3 separate regions of the Homo sapiens genome follow, and all the other regions are linked to region 3. A link is a contact called in ENCODE Hi-C or POLR2A ChIA-PET data. All regions are on one chromosome and are shown on one strand. The core of a region is the stretch at or near the end of the contact, and the rest is flanking DNA. Distances in the headings are between cores, read along the strand shown.

Region 1 (4,193 bases), core at 1,662-4,161, 1.7 Mb before region 3:
CAGATACTCAAGTCTTTTATATAAAATGGCATAGTATTTGCATATAACCAATGTACAGTCATCCTTATACTTTAAATCATCTTAAAACAAAAATTAATTGGGGATGGTGGCATATGCCTGTAGTCTCAGTTTCTAGGGAGGCTGAAGTGGAGGATCACTTCAGCCAGAAGTTGAGTCTGTGGTGACAGAGTGAGACCCTGTCTCAAAAAAAAAAAAATCATCTCTAGACTACTCATAATAACTAATTGTATAATACCTAACACATTGTATAATACCTAATACAGTGTACATGCTATGTAAAAAGTAGTTATAGGTTTTTGTTTTTTTTTTTGAGATGGAGTTTCACTCTTGTCACCCATGTTGGAGTGCAATAGCGTGATCTCGGGGCTCACCGCAACCTACACCTCCCGGGTTCAAGCGATTCTCCTGCCTCAGTCTCCCTAGTAGCTGGGATTACAGGCATGTGCCACCACACCTGGCTAATTTTGTATTTTTAGTAGAGACGGGGTTTCTCCATGTTGGTCAGGCTGGTCTTGAATTCCTGACCTCAGGTGATCCACCCGCCTCGGCCTCCCAAAGTGCTGGGATTACAGTCATGAGCCACCATACCCGGTCAAATTGGTTATAGTTTTAAATTAAATTATTTGAGAGATAGGGTCTTGCTCTGTCATCCAGGCTGGAGTGCAGTGGTACAATCATAGCTCACTGCAGCCTCAAACTCCTGGGCTCAAGCAATCCTCCCACCTAAGCCTTCCCAGTAGCTAGGGCTACAGGCCTGTACTACCACACCCCACTAATTCTTAAATTTTCTGTAGAGACAGGGTGCTGCTATATTGCCCAGGCTGGTCTTGAACTCTTGGCCTCAAGCGATCCTCCCATCTCGGCCTTGCAAAGTGTTGGGATTACAGGCAGGAGCTACCGCACCCAACATGTGTGTCTTATTTGTATTATTATTTTTGAGGCAGGGTCTTGATCTGTCACCCAGTCTGGAGTGCAATGGCACAATCTCAGTTCACTGCAACCTCTGCCTCCCCGGCTCAAGCCGTCCTCCCACCTCAGCCTCCCAAGTAGTAGGACTACAGGCACATGACACCATGCCTGGCAATTTTTTTGTATTTTTTGTAGAGATGGGGTTTTGCCATGTTGCCCAGACTGGATTTGTATTATTTTTATTGTTGTTATTTTGTTTTTTTCCCCTCCGAATATTTCCATTTGCGGTTGGCTGAATCTGTGAATATGGAACCCACTGATAGAGGGCTGACTGTATATAAATACATAAAATATCAATACTATATATAATATCAATGCTAGTTGTAGAGATAGGCATATATGGTTTATAAATTTAAGTCACATTCTTTTCTTCTACTCAACAGGAATTTAAAATTTTTATGTTACTTTGCTGGGGGCGGTGGCTCACTTCTGTAATCCCAGCAGTTTCGGAGGCCGAGGTGGGCAGATCACTTGAGGTCAGGAGTTCCAGATCAGCCCAGTGCCCAACATGGTGAAACCTGGTCTCTACTAAAAATACAAAAACTAGCCGGCCGTGGTGGTGCTTGTCTGTAACCCCAGCTACTCCGGAGGCTGAGGCAGGAGAATTGCTTGAACCTGGAAGGCAGTGTGCAGTGAGTTGCAGTGAGCCGAGATAGCGTCACAGCACTCCAGCCTGGGCGACAGAGCAAGACCCTGTCTCAATCAATCAATCAATCAATCAATTAATAAATACAAATTTTGGCCCAGAGTGGTGGCTCACGCCTGTAATCCCAGCACTTTGGGAGGCCGAGGCGGGTAGATCACCTGAGGTCAAGAGTTCGAGACCAGCCTAGCCAACGTGGTGAAACCCCGTCTCTACTAAAAAATACAAAAATTAGGCCGGGCGCAGTGGCTCACGCCTGTAATCCCAGCACTTTGGGAGGCCGAGGTGGACGGATCACGAGGTCAGGAGATCGAGACCATCCTGGCTAACACGGTGAAACCCCGTCTCTACTAAAAATACAAAAAATTAGCCGGGCGTGGTGGGCGCCTGTAGTTCCAGCTACTCGGGAGGCTGAGGCAGGAGACTGGCATGAACCCAGGAGGCGGAGCTTGCAGTGAGCCGAGATCGCGCCACTGCACTCCAGCCTGGGCGACAGAGCGAGACTCCGTTTCAAAAAAAAAAAAAATTAGCCGGGCGTGGTGGTGGGTGGTGGACGCCTGTAATACCAGCTAATTGGGAAGCTGAGACAGGAGAATCGCTTGAACTCGGGAGGCGAGGTTGCGGTGAGCCGATATCGCGTCATCGCACTCCAGCTTGGGCGACGGAGTGAGATTCCACCTCAAAAAAAAAAAAAATTATGTCACTAAAACAGATGGCTTCCTAGGAAAGAAACTGGAAGAAATCTAGAAGTTGAGGATAAGTGATCACAAAAAGGAAAAATTAAAAATGTACATTTTAGAATAAAAATTAAAAAGTAAGAAACTGGAATAACTCTAACTTTCTTGTCTTTTGTGCTTTCAGGTAAAGAGTTTGGAAACTGTTCTTCGGGTGTCCGCTTCCAGTCGCCGACCAATGATCATCTTATAGAGCACTTCCGGCTTCATCTGCCACTCGCTCCTCCGTCTACCTAGCTGGGCTTTCCATTGCGCTTGCGGAAAGCCTACCCCGCCCCGGAACTTAACCGTTGACGAAATGAAAGGTTTAAATCCTCGGATCCTTGATCCTGGAGCGCCGGTGGCGCCCGCAGTTCTCCAAGAAGACTTGGGATTGGTCGAGCGCGGAACCAGTGCGGGGCGCTGATTGGTCGGCACACCAATACGTAACGGCGACCGTGCGCGGCTCTCTAGCACCACCCCCGCTCCCTGACTGGCGAGGTTTCTGACCAGTCAGCAGGCGTGGCGCGGCCTTCAGTTTCGCGAGCTTGTGTTTGCCGCCTCAGTTCCCGCGACCCCAACGTCCCAGAGGCGGGGCCGGAGTCGGCGGTGGCGCTCCTTGGAGCCGGCTCCCGCTCCTACCCTGCAAACAGACCTCAGCTCCGCGGAAGTTGCGGTAAGTGGAGCTTTGTGCTCCTGGTTTCCCCTTGAGAGGCGGCAGCGGGGCCCTGGGAAGGTTGGTGGGTAACATTCAAAGCCCTGTAGTGGGTTCCGCCCTCCAGGAGCCTGGAGCAGATGACGAGAAGGGGAGCTAGTGGGAGAAATTAAGCAGTCCATGAAATCCTTGGGTATCATCTGAGCTAAGGTATGTGAAAGAGGTTTGCAGTCGATAACGTGCCATTTAAAGTTGTTTTTACGGTGGGAATTTCTTGAGGACTGAAACCTTGAATGCTCGCTCTTGCATTCCTCACAATTTCTGGCTCACACTCTGCTACGTAGTAAGGGATCAGTTAATGTTTGAAGTTCATGGACTACTGGAAGTAAAGTGTAAACAGCAAAGTGCGAGAATGCTATGCGTGTGAGTACAGACAGTATAGTACCATCGCCACGGTGTCTGGGAGAAGGTTTCACAGAGGAAGTGACATTCGAGTTGGATTGTGAGGGATGGCGGGGGTTTACTAGGGCATTCCAAGTTAAGGGAGGCATCCTGTGCAGATATTGAAACCGGGGCACTGCAAGTAGTTCAGTTTGACTGGAATGTAGGATGAGTGGATGGGGGGGTTAAGGTTGGAATAATAGAGTGGGGCTGGATTGTGAAGATCCTTTATTCTGTATGTAAAGAAGAGCCATCGGCTTTTTAAAAAAAATTTATTTTTATGTTTATTTTTGAGACGCAGTTTCACTCTTTGGCCCAGGCTGGAGTGAAGTGGAGTGATCTCGGCTCACTGCAACCTCCGTCCCCCGGGTTCAAGCGATTCTCCTGCCTCAGCCTCCCTAGTAGCTGGGATTACAGGCAAACGCCACCACGCTCGGCTGATTTTTGTATTTTTAGTAGAGACGGGGTTTCACCATGTTGGTCGGGCTGGTCTGGAAATCCTGACTTCAGGTGATCCACCCGCCTCGGCCTCCCAAAATGCTGGGATTACAAGCGTGAGCCACCGCCCCTGACATGAGCCATTGACTTTTAAAGCAGGAGAATAATTTGATCAGATTTATATGGAAACACTCTTCTAGCAGCATTATGGGGACTTTTCCATAAGTCTGGTGAGTTGATGAAGTTAGCAACTAAGGTGGTGGGTATGGAAAGATAATTTATATGGAAGAAGGGGTGAGGATGATTTGAACGT
Region 2 (3,777 bases), core at 68-2,567, 1.4 Mb after region 3:
AGGCCGCACCTTCTTGGAGCCCAACTTGGCCTTCACTGTACGGTATCCCTGGCCAGTGTCACTGGGTAGCAGTGGGGGTGCATCCCTGGCAGGGAGGTTTAGGGAGATGCGAGGTTAGAATCAGAAGGTGTGTTAAAGAGCTTTTTGTCCCAGGGAGCTGATCTACCCTACCCTATAGCAAGAAAGTCATGTCCTGGAGCAAAAGACTTCAGGTCCTCCTGCATCCTGCTAAGCAAGCAGGAGCCCTTGCTGGGGAGGAGAAAATTGTTAGAGAAAACTAGGAGTTAGGGGCATGGCAGGTGAATCAGGGGCCAAAACCTGGGGGACTTGGGACTCCAATACTTGCTTCTTGTCAGAGTAGAGCAAGGCATAGACTTCCCGGTGCATGCCCTCGGGCCTCTTGAAAGTCAGTGTCTCAGAGGACTTCTTGGATTTTTTCTGAGGAAGGAAACCACAGAAAGGAACCACAACCTAGACCCTTTCCTGAAAATTCTTTAGTCCAGCTCAATCCCTGAACAAAGCAGCACCTACAGGGTCAATGACAGGCAAACTGACACACTGTAAAGGCACAGAAACCCACTCCCAGGAACACCATCCTACGCCCAAATCAGAGCAGTCCCCTCCCCATCCCACCAACTCTCAGACTGTTACAATGTCTTGATCTCTCCCCAACAATATCTTGCAAAAATCACACTTGCCTGGTCCTCTCAGCTCTTAGAGGTGTCATACCCTCTTGGTCCCACCATCTCCCACGATGTCCCATCTCCTCCCTCCCATCAAGGATGACACATATTCCCTGTCCTGTTATGTCACCCCTTTTATCGCCCAACTCACTGTAAGTGTAGCACCCATCCCTTGCCCGTTGTCACTCCTCCCCATCTTCACTCCCCTACCCTCCCCTAGTCAACGCTTTCAGGTGCCCCTGCTACCTTGTCCGGGTTGATAATGTCCTTCTTGCTGATGGTCCCAGAGGCTGCATCCCCTTCTGGACCCCCGAGTTCTAGAATGTCCCGTACATCCGCGCCCGTAGCCATCGCGCCTGAGAGATGGGGGAGCCACCGGAGGTCAAGGGTCAGTGCCTGAAGAAGGACCAGGCTCAGGTCAGGGGGCGGGGCCAATCCAGACCTAAGCGGAGGCGAGTTGAAGGGGCGGGCCAAGAGGAGAAGGGTGGTCCAGGTCAGGTCGGGGATCTGCCTGTGCCCCACCGCTTGGATGTTCCTAACGGCCCCTTCAGCCACCTGGGCCCTCGCACTTCCGCACCTGGGTCCGGCAGCTGCAGCCCCCACTACCACTCCCCCGTCCCCGCAAAGCCGCGGCAGAAACTTCCGGCGGTGCTCATTCGGAACGCGGCCGACAGAAACACTTCCGGTCGGTGTTGTAGGAAACGAAGCCGACTGGCAACCGAGGGTGAAAGCTACTGGCCGTGCTGAGCTTGCCACCCTTTGGTTCTCCCGCGAGCCTGTTTTCATTGGTGCACTGCCTGCTTTCTGGCATTTTCCCTCTACGATGCTCCGTTGCGTCTCAGGCAGTGAAGAGATACCAGAACTTTGTGACTTTGGGAAGTCACTTAATTTCTCTGGACCTTTTTCTTTATTTGCCGAATGGAAATTGTAATGGCACCTGTGTAAATGAAATACCAAGAATCCTTGTAAAACATTAGCACGGTGCGTGGGACATTTACTATTTTTTTATTAAATGAGTTAATGATTTGAATTGCCCCCTCTTCATTAAGTGCTAATATGTACTAGGCACTGTGCTAAGCTTGGAGGTGAAGAGATAAACTTCAAATTGTGATAAGCTTGAAGATGAAGAAATAAAGGCAGAGCTTCCTAGGGCGGCTGCCAAAATGGAGTAAGGTGTGGGCCCTCATTTGCACCTCCTCTGATGGAGATAGCTGTGGGTTGTGGCCTCGTGGGGATTTCCTGGAGGCCAGCTTCGTGGCACTTCACTAGTACAGGAGCTAGCTGCACTCTTTGGGCTACGAAGAAGCCCAAAACACAGCCCCAAGCAGGAACCAGCTTAGAAGTATCCCTCAAGGGAATAAACCTGGGGATCTTCCTGGAAAGAGAGAGACAGGAGGTCCTGAGGAAGGGCACAAGGGACAAGGAAAGCAGCTCCCAGCTTCAGCAGTCTGCAAACCAGCCTGTCAATTTGAAGGACACATAGCCTGTGGGATAGGGTGGGGCTTGTTAAGGCATTAAGAAGGCCAGACCCCAAGTCGAGACCTGCCAAAGATACCAGCAGGGACTAGAGGAGCAGACAGTTTGCGCAAGTTAGCTATAAGTGGTGTAGCCTGTTCTGGCCTGGAGAAGACAAGGGGATACAACAGCTGTAGCCACAAGCCTGACTAGTCCCCAAAACTTTGGAGAACTAGGCCTGGAGGTACAAACCTGTTCCTGGGTCTGATTCCTGGATGGATCCACTGAGCTCCAAACAGTTGCCGGAGGAAGTCACAGTCTTACAGCAGAAATTGTCCACAGGGTAAGGAAATGGTCCTTGGAGCCAGAAAGGGAGAGAGCAATTGGCTGCCTGAAACACTTGACCCTAGTTGTAGTTAATTAATTGTGTAATTACTTGTTTAATATATATCTCTAATAGACTCATTTCTGTGAAGACAGGGATCACAGTACATAAAGGAATGTATGTGCCAGGCACTATTCTAGACTCTGGGCATGCAGTGGGTGAACGAGATACAAATAGCTACTGGTGGAGCTTATATTTAGTGGAGAAGGAGAAACACTAAGGAAATAGACAATAAAATTGATAATGTAAGTTTTGATGGTAACAAGAGCTAGGAAGGAAATGAAATAGAGCGATGGGATGGAGAACTGCTTTCCATAATCTGGTCAGGGAAAGTTAGTGGTCTCTCTTTTTTTTATAAATGTGTATATACATAGAAAAAATTCTGGAAAGGACTAAACTGAAATGATTCCATCACTTGTTTTTATCTGGCAATTTATATTTTCTATACTTTCTATAATGAATGTGTACCTCTTCTATAATAAAAGGAAGGAATGAAGGGAAGAAGGAAAGGAAGAAGGAAAGACAGGCAGACTGTGCGCTGTGGAAGGTGGACCAGGCCAGAGTTTAGGAGACTAGAGGGCAGTTGTGACTATCTAGGTTAGAGGTGTTGGGAAACTGAACTAAGGTTGTAGCAGTGGCAATGGATTCCAGATATTTAGAGAAAGATGACCATGTTATCTGCAAATAATGACAAGTTTATCCCCTCCTTTCAATTTATACCCCTTATTTCTTTTTCTTTTAGCATTTTCCAGTACCTCCAGTAATTGGTTAAACAGCAGGTGTGGTCGTGGGCATCCTTGTCTTTTTCCAGATCTTAAGGGGGGCGCATTTAAATTTTTTCTATTAAACATAACATTTGCTCCAGGTTGTTTGTATATACTCTTTCCCAAATTAAGGAACATTCTTCTTAGTTTTCTAAGAGTTATTTATTCCTTAAGGTGATCATCTTTAGCAAAAAAAAAAAAATGCTTTTCATCAATTGATATCAATTGATATATTTATAAGAATTATCTCCTTTAGTCTACTACTGAAGTGTATTAACAGATTTTGTGATGTTACATTTATGGAATGAAATCCATCTGATCATAATACATATGTAAAGAAGGTATACTTTTGGGCTTAGCTAGCTAATAGTTTATTTAGGATTTTTAAAAAATCAATTTATAACTGAAATGGGCCTATAATTTTCTTTTCTTTTAACTATCCTGATGTGATTTTGGAATCAGAATTATGCTTGTCTTCTAAAATGAGTCA
Region 3 (4,133 bases), core at 839-3,338:
TAGCTTTCAATTTATGCTGTGAGGAACTAAATGGTTTGCTTTCTTCTAGCCACATATACATAAACTTTCTCTATGTATAACCTGCCAGGAAACTAAATTCACTAATGACCTAACTCTGGCTAGACACAGGGGACCTGCAAGAGGTATTTGTTGCATACTTCTACCTCAAAAAACAAAAACAAAAACACCTGGCCCTGCGCCGTGCCTCACGCCTGTAACCTCAACACTTTGGGAGGCCAAGGCGGGAGGACTGCTTGAGTCCAAGAGTCTGAGACCAACCTGGGCAACATTAAGACCTTGTATCTACAAAAAATTGGCCAGGTGTAGTGGCACACCTGTAGTCCCAAGCTACTAGGGAAGATCAGTTGTGCCCAGGAGTTCGAGGTTGCAGTGAGCTATGATCACAACACTACACTCCAGTCTGGATGTGAGATCCAGACCCTGTCTGCAAAAACAAAACAAAAACACACAGCTGTCAGTGAAATACTGACTGCTAGAGCTGTCTAGGAAACATTATAAAAAGCAGCTCTTTTTATAATAGCTATAGCACGACTCCCAAGCCCAATCTATACTGCTTATATCGAATCAATGGGGAAAGAGGCAGGTAATGGGAGTTTGAAATTAAAATTGTATTTCCCATGAGTTCCCAAATGATTCTCAGGGTGACTTGAGAACCACTGCTCTACAAGAACGCAGAGAGAAAAGGTGGTAAGCAGAGATATACGTAAATCTCTAACTATAAACAAACAAAGACATAATCATGACAGAGTGTAAGCCTATAGAATATCAATTTAAAAAACTTCACAGCAACCATTCCTTTTACAGGGAAGGCAACTAACCTCTAAAGCGCACAAGATTAGAAAAAAAAATAGAACCAGATGCCTAAAAAAATATGGCAAGATTGGGAAATCAGACCTACTGTATGGGAAACAGCACTTGTTTCCTTGAACTCGTGTAGTGTTTCCCTCCACTGTTCAAAAAACAGATTACGCCTGAGTGGCACTGTGCCGCTTTCAAAACAATCCTATCTTGTTTCCCTCCAGTCCTTCTCCACTTCGTGCATACTACTGCCGATTCACCTAGCAACCAAACAGTGCTGGTGAGAGCTCCAGACAGCGCTTCCTGAAGACGCTTTACGTCCGGTAATGTTCCCCCCAAACAGACACCACCTCCAAAGTCTAAAGAACGACAATCCTCCCCACCACAGGCAGGGGCTCACGGAGTCGCGGGGAGCGATAACTATCTCCCAGCACAAGACGTGAGCGAGGTGTCGGGGGGAACTAGCCTCGCCGGCCCCACGGAGATAGTCCAAAGCTCCTGCTGGAGCCGCAGCGGCCCCAAACAATGGAGTTTTCCCGCCTCCTCAAGGCCCCGCCCCCTGCCCCAGGGCCGGCGAGGGAAGCGAACGCACGCGCGCAAAACCCCGCCCTCAGCAAGGCCCCGCCCACCCCGACCCCTCAGGTCCAGCCTCCTTCCTCGTGCAAGGTTTTTTTTCCCTTTTGGCGCCAAATCTTCGTTGGTTATATTCCCGGGTTATCCAGGGGTTCTACCAGAGGCACACGCTGGGGACAGAAGGGGCGTGAAGGCCAACCCGCGCGCCAGGGCCCCGCCTCCCGGCCAACCGCCCCGGGCTGGGGGAGGAAGGAGAGGGGCAGGCGAAGGATACAGCCGCCGCTGCCCCCGGCAAGATGGCGGCCGCGAAAAGCGGGGCAGGGGGCGCCAGCCGACCGCCGTTACCGCTGCTGCGCGAGGCTCTCAGCAAAAGAAGGACTGCTCCAGTGACCAGGCCTTCCCGAACAGCGACAGCTGCTCTTGGGAAGGCAAGTACTCCCGCCCACCGGTCTGCCCCTTCTCCGGAGCCCCCGTCCATTAGCCCTCCCCGCGGACTGGCCAGTGCCTTAAGCTTTCCACAGTCCCGCTTACTTGTCGGCAGAAACCAGCTCCGCGGCGACGGCGGCAGTGGCTGTGGACTCCATGGCCATCGTTCCCCTGAGGTGGCGAACCAGCGAACGGAATAGAGCCTGCGAGAAAAACAGGCAATTTGGGACGCCAGAGACTCACTCAGGGACAGAAAATGGCAGATTAGAGACCCCGCGCGGCCGGGGCCCTTTTATATACGAGGACCCTTCGCCCCGCCCATCCACTTCCGGATCCTCCCCCTCGGGTTTAAAGGGCCAGGACTCACCACCCATACCCTCCGTCCCCCGCCGGCCTACCACTATCTAGACACCTCCTGCCCTCTCCATATGGCTCCGCGGGATTGTTTCCCTCCCTAGCCCGACTTCTCCAATAAACAGCAACTTCCTGCTTCTCCAGCAAGTCGCATAAGAAGAACTGGAATCTTGACACTACAACTCCTGACAGGACGCCCCTGCGGCATCCAGAGACAGGGAAGCCAGTGCTGCTCTGCATGTTCAGGGCGAGTAGCTGAGAGTCTCCTTCCGGCCTGGATACTGAGGAAGGTGACTTAGACTTTCTCTCCGTCCTCTGAGTCGTAACGGACGGACACGCAAGGGCCGAGGACGGGTACAAGCAGCAGCGACTAGAACTGATCTGGGTGAGATCTAGGCCTCAGCAACAACTGACGCAAAAAGATTTTGTTCTAGGATTGGCTACAGCTGAAACTACCGCGCTTGATTCAAAGCTCGGGGCTTGCAGCGGGAGGCAGCTGGCTCCTCCCTCTGAACCCGCCCCCTTTGGCTGGCCCAATCCGCTGATCCCATCCTCTTAGGCCCTGCCCAGACTCCAAATCTACCAGAATTAATGCTCCCAGCGCTGTTTGTCCACTCCTGCCTATGATTTGCTGTGTGACTACTACTCGTGGGGGTACCGTGATTAGACGCTTTAAAGCTATTAGCTATCTTGTTTAATATTAACAATGCTACTAGTGAGATCAGTGTTAGTCTGTTTCTTAGAAAAATAAACCAAGGGGCCGGACGCGGTGGCTCACGCCTGTAATCCCAGCACTTTGGGAGGCCTAGGCTGGTGGATCACGAGGTCAGGAGTTCAAGACCAGCCTGGCCAAGATGGTGAGACCCCCCCGTCTCTACTAAAAAATACAAAAATTAGCCGGGCGTGGTGGCGGGCGCCTGTAATCCCAGCTACTCGGGAGGCTGAGGTAGGAGAATACTAGAACCCGGAAGGCAGAGGTTGCAGTGAGCCGAGAGCTCGCCACTGCACTCCAGCCTGGGCAACAGAGCGAAACTCCGTCTCAAAAATAAATAAATAAATAGGCCAAGGTTCCAACCTGGCCAACATGGTGAAACCCCGTCTCTACTAAAAATACGAAAATTAGCCAGGTGTGGTGGCAGGCTCCTGTAATCCCAGCTACTCGGGAGGCTAAGGCAGGAGAATCACTTGAACCCGGGAGGCAAAGGTTGCAGTGAGCCGAGATCTCGCCACTGCACTGCAGCCTGGGCAACAGAGCGAGACTCCGTCTCAAAAAAAAAAAAAAGGGGAAGCTGTGACTTGTTCAGAAAGTTGCAAGACAAATCAGTTATGGAAAGCAGTGTGCCTCATTTCCTGCAAATGGCTGAGTGAAAAATAACTGGCAGGCTAAAAAGCTGCAATTCCTCACACCTGGAGTATCATCCATTCCTTTTCACCATGGCCCAGTCTACGCTGATCGGAGTAGGGGTTTTTATTTCCCTTTAGGTTCCAGCATATTGGGAAAGATTCCTGGAGAGGATTCTTATTCCAATCTGTCAAGGCTCGAAGAGGTTGAAATCTTTGGGGCTAGAGAGCTGGACGTGAAAATGCCAATTCCTATGGCAAACATACATGGGCTCTTCCATTATTAGCTAGGTGACGTGAGCCAGGTCACGTAACCCGGATTGTAATCGAGTAGCTGGGATTAAGGTTAAGTGTAAAATGAAGACATATTAGTAGCCACCGCTTAAGGACATTGTGAGAATTACAGGTAATTAGCACTGTGTAGAATTCACGCTAAGCACTCATTGAATGGCTACCACAGTCTGATGATGTGGTAAATGGAGGGTGTTGGGAGGGGAGATCTCTCCAAAGTCCTTGCAGCCAGGGCTAGGGCCTGAGAAAACCTCTGCAATTACTGGTGTGACCGATTCATCCATTAAATTAATATTCACTGAGCAACTTTGAGGTACAAGACTTTGTAC

Evidence for each region. A loop is a pair of places that touch in the nucleus more often than their neighbours do. ChIA-PET counts read pairs that join two places held with the same protein, here RNA polymerase II (POLR2A). Pooled maps may share reads with other maps.
Region 1: a loop to region 3 is called in a map with no recorded cell type, with 10 times the contacts of the local background. The contact joins the promoter of STIL here to the promoter of NASP in region 3. A Hi-C loop is called at or near these places in 1 of 37 single-sample maps with no recorded cell type and 7 of 50 pooled maps. POLR2A ChIA-PET finds 5 or more read pairs at or near these places in 1 of 52 experiments (GM12878).
Region 2: a loop to region 3 is called in a pooled map, with 12 times the contacts of the local background. The contact joins the promoter of DMAP1 here to the promoter of NASP in region 3. A Hi-C loop is called at or near these places in 6 of 50 pooled maps.

The regions. Positions count from the first base shown.
Region 1 is chr1:47,312,865-47,317,057 of GRCh38, reverse strand. It overlaps STIL (STIL centriolar assembly protein), which reads left to right and starts at 2,911. Exons shown (of 17, transcript NM_001048166.1): 1 at 2,911-3,022. RefSeq lists a silencer at 2,805-2,854 and an enhancer at 2,172-2,901.
Region 2 is chr1:44,211,011-44,214,787 of GRCh38, reverse strand. It overlaps DMAP1 (DNA methyltransferase 1 associated protein 1), which reads right to left and starts at 1,317. Exons shown (of 10, transcript NM_019100.5): 1 at 930-1,317; 2 at 347-438; 3 at 1-85. The coding sequence starts at 1,034. RefSeq lists enhancers at 1-473, 1,239-1,478, 1,217-1,511 and a silencer at 1,909-2,008.
Region 3 is chr1:45,581,996-45,586,128 of GRCh38, reverse strand. NASP (nuclear autoantigenic sperm protein) reads right to left here and starts at 2,088. Exons shown (of 15, transcript NM_002482.4): 1 at 1,924-2,088. The coding sequence starts at 1,982. RefSeq lists silencers at 1,393-1,692, 2,603-2,662 and enhancers at 2,193-2,502, 2,953-3,012, 3,423-3,472.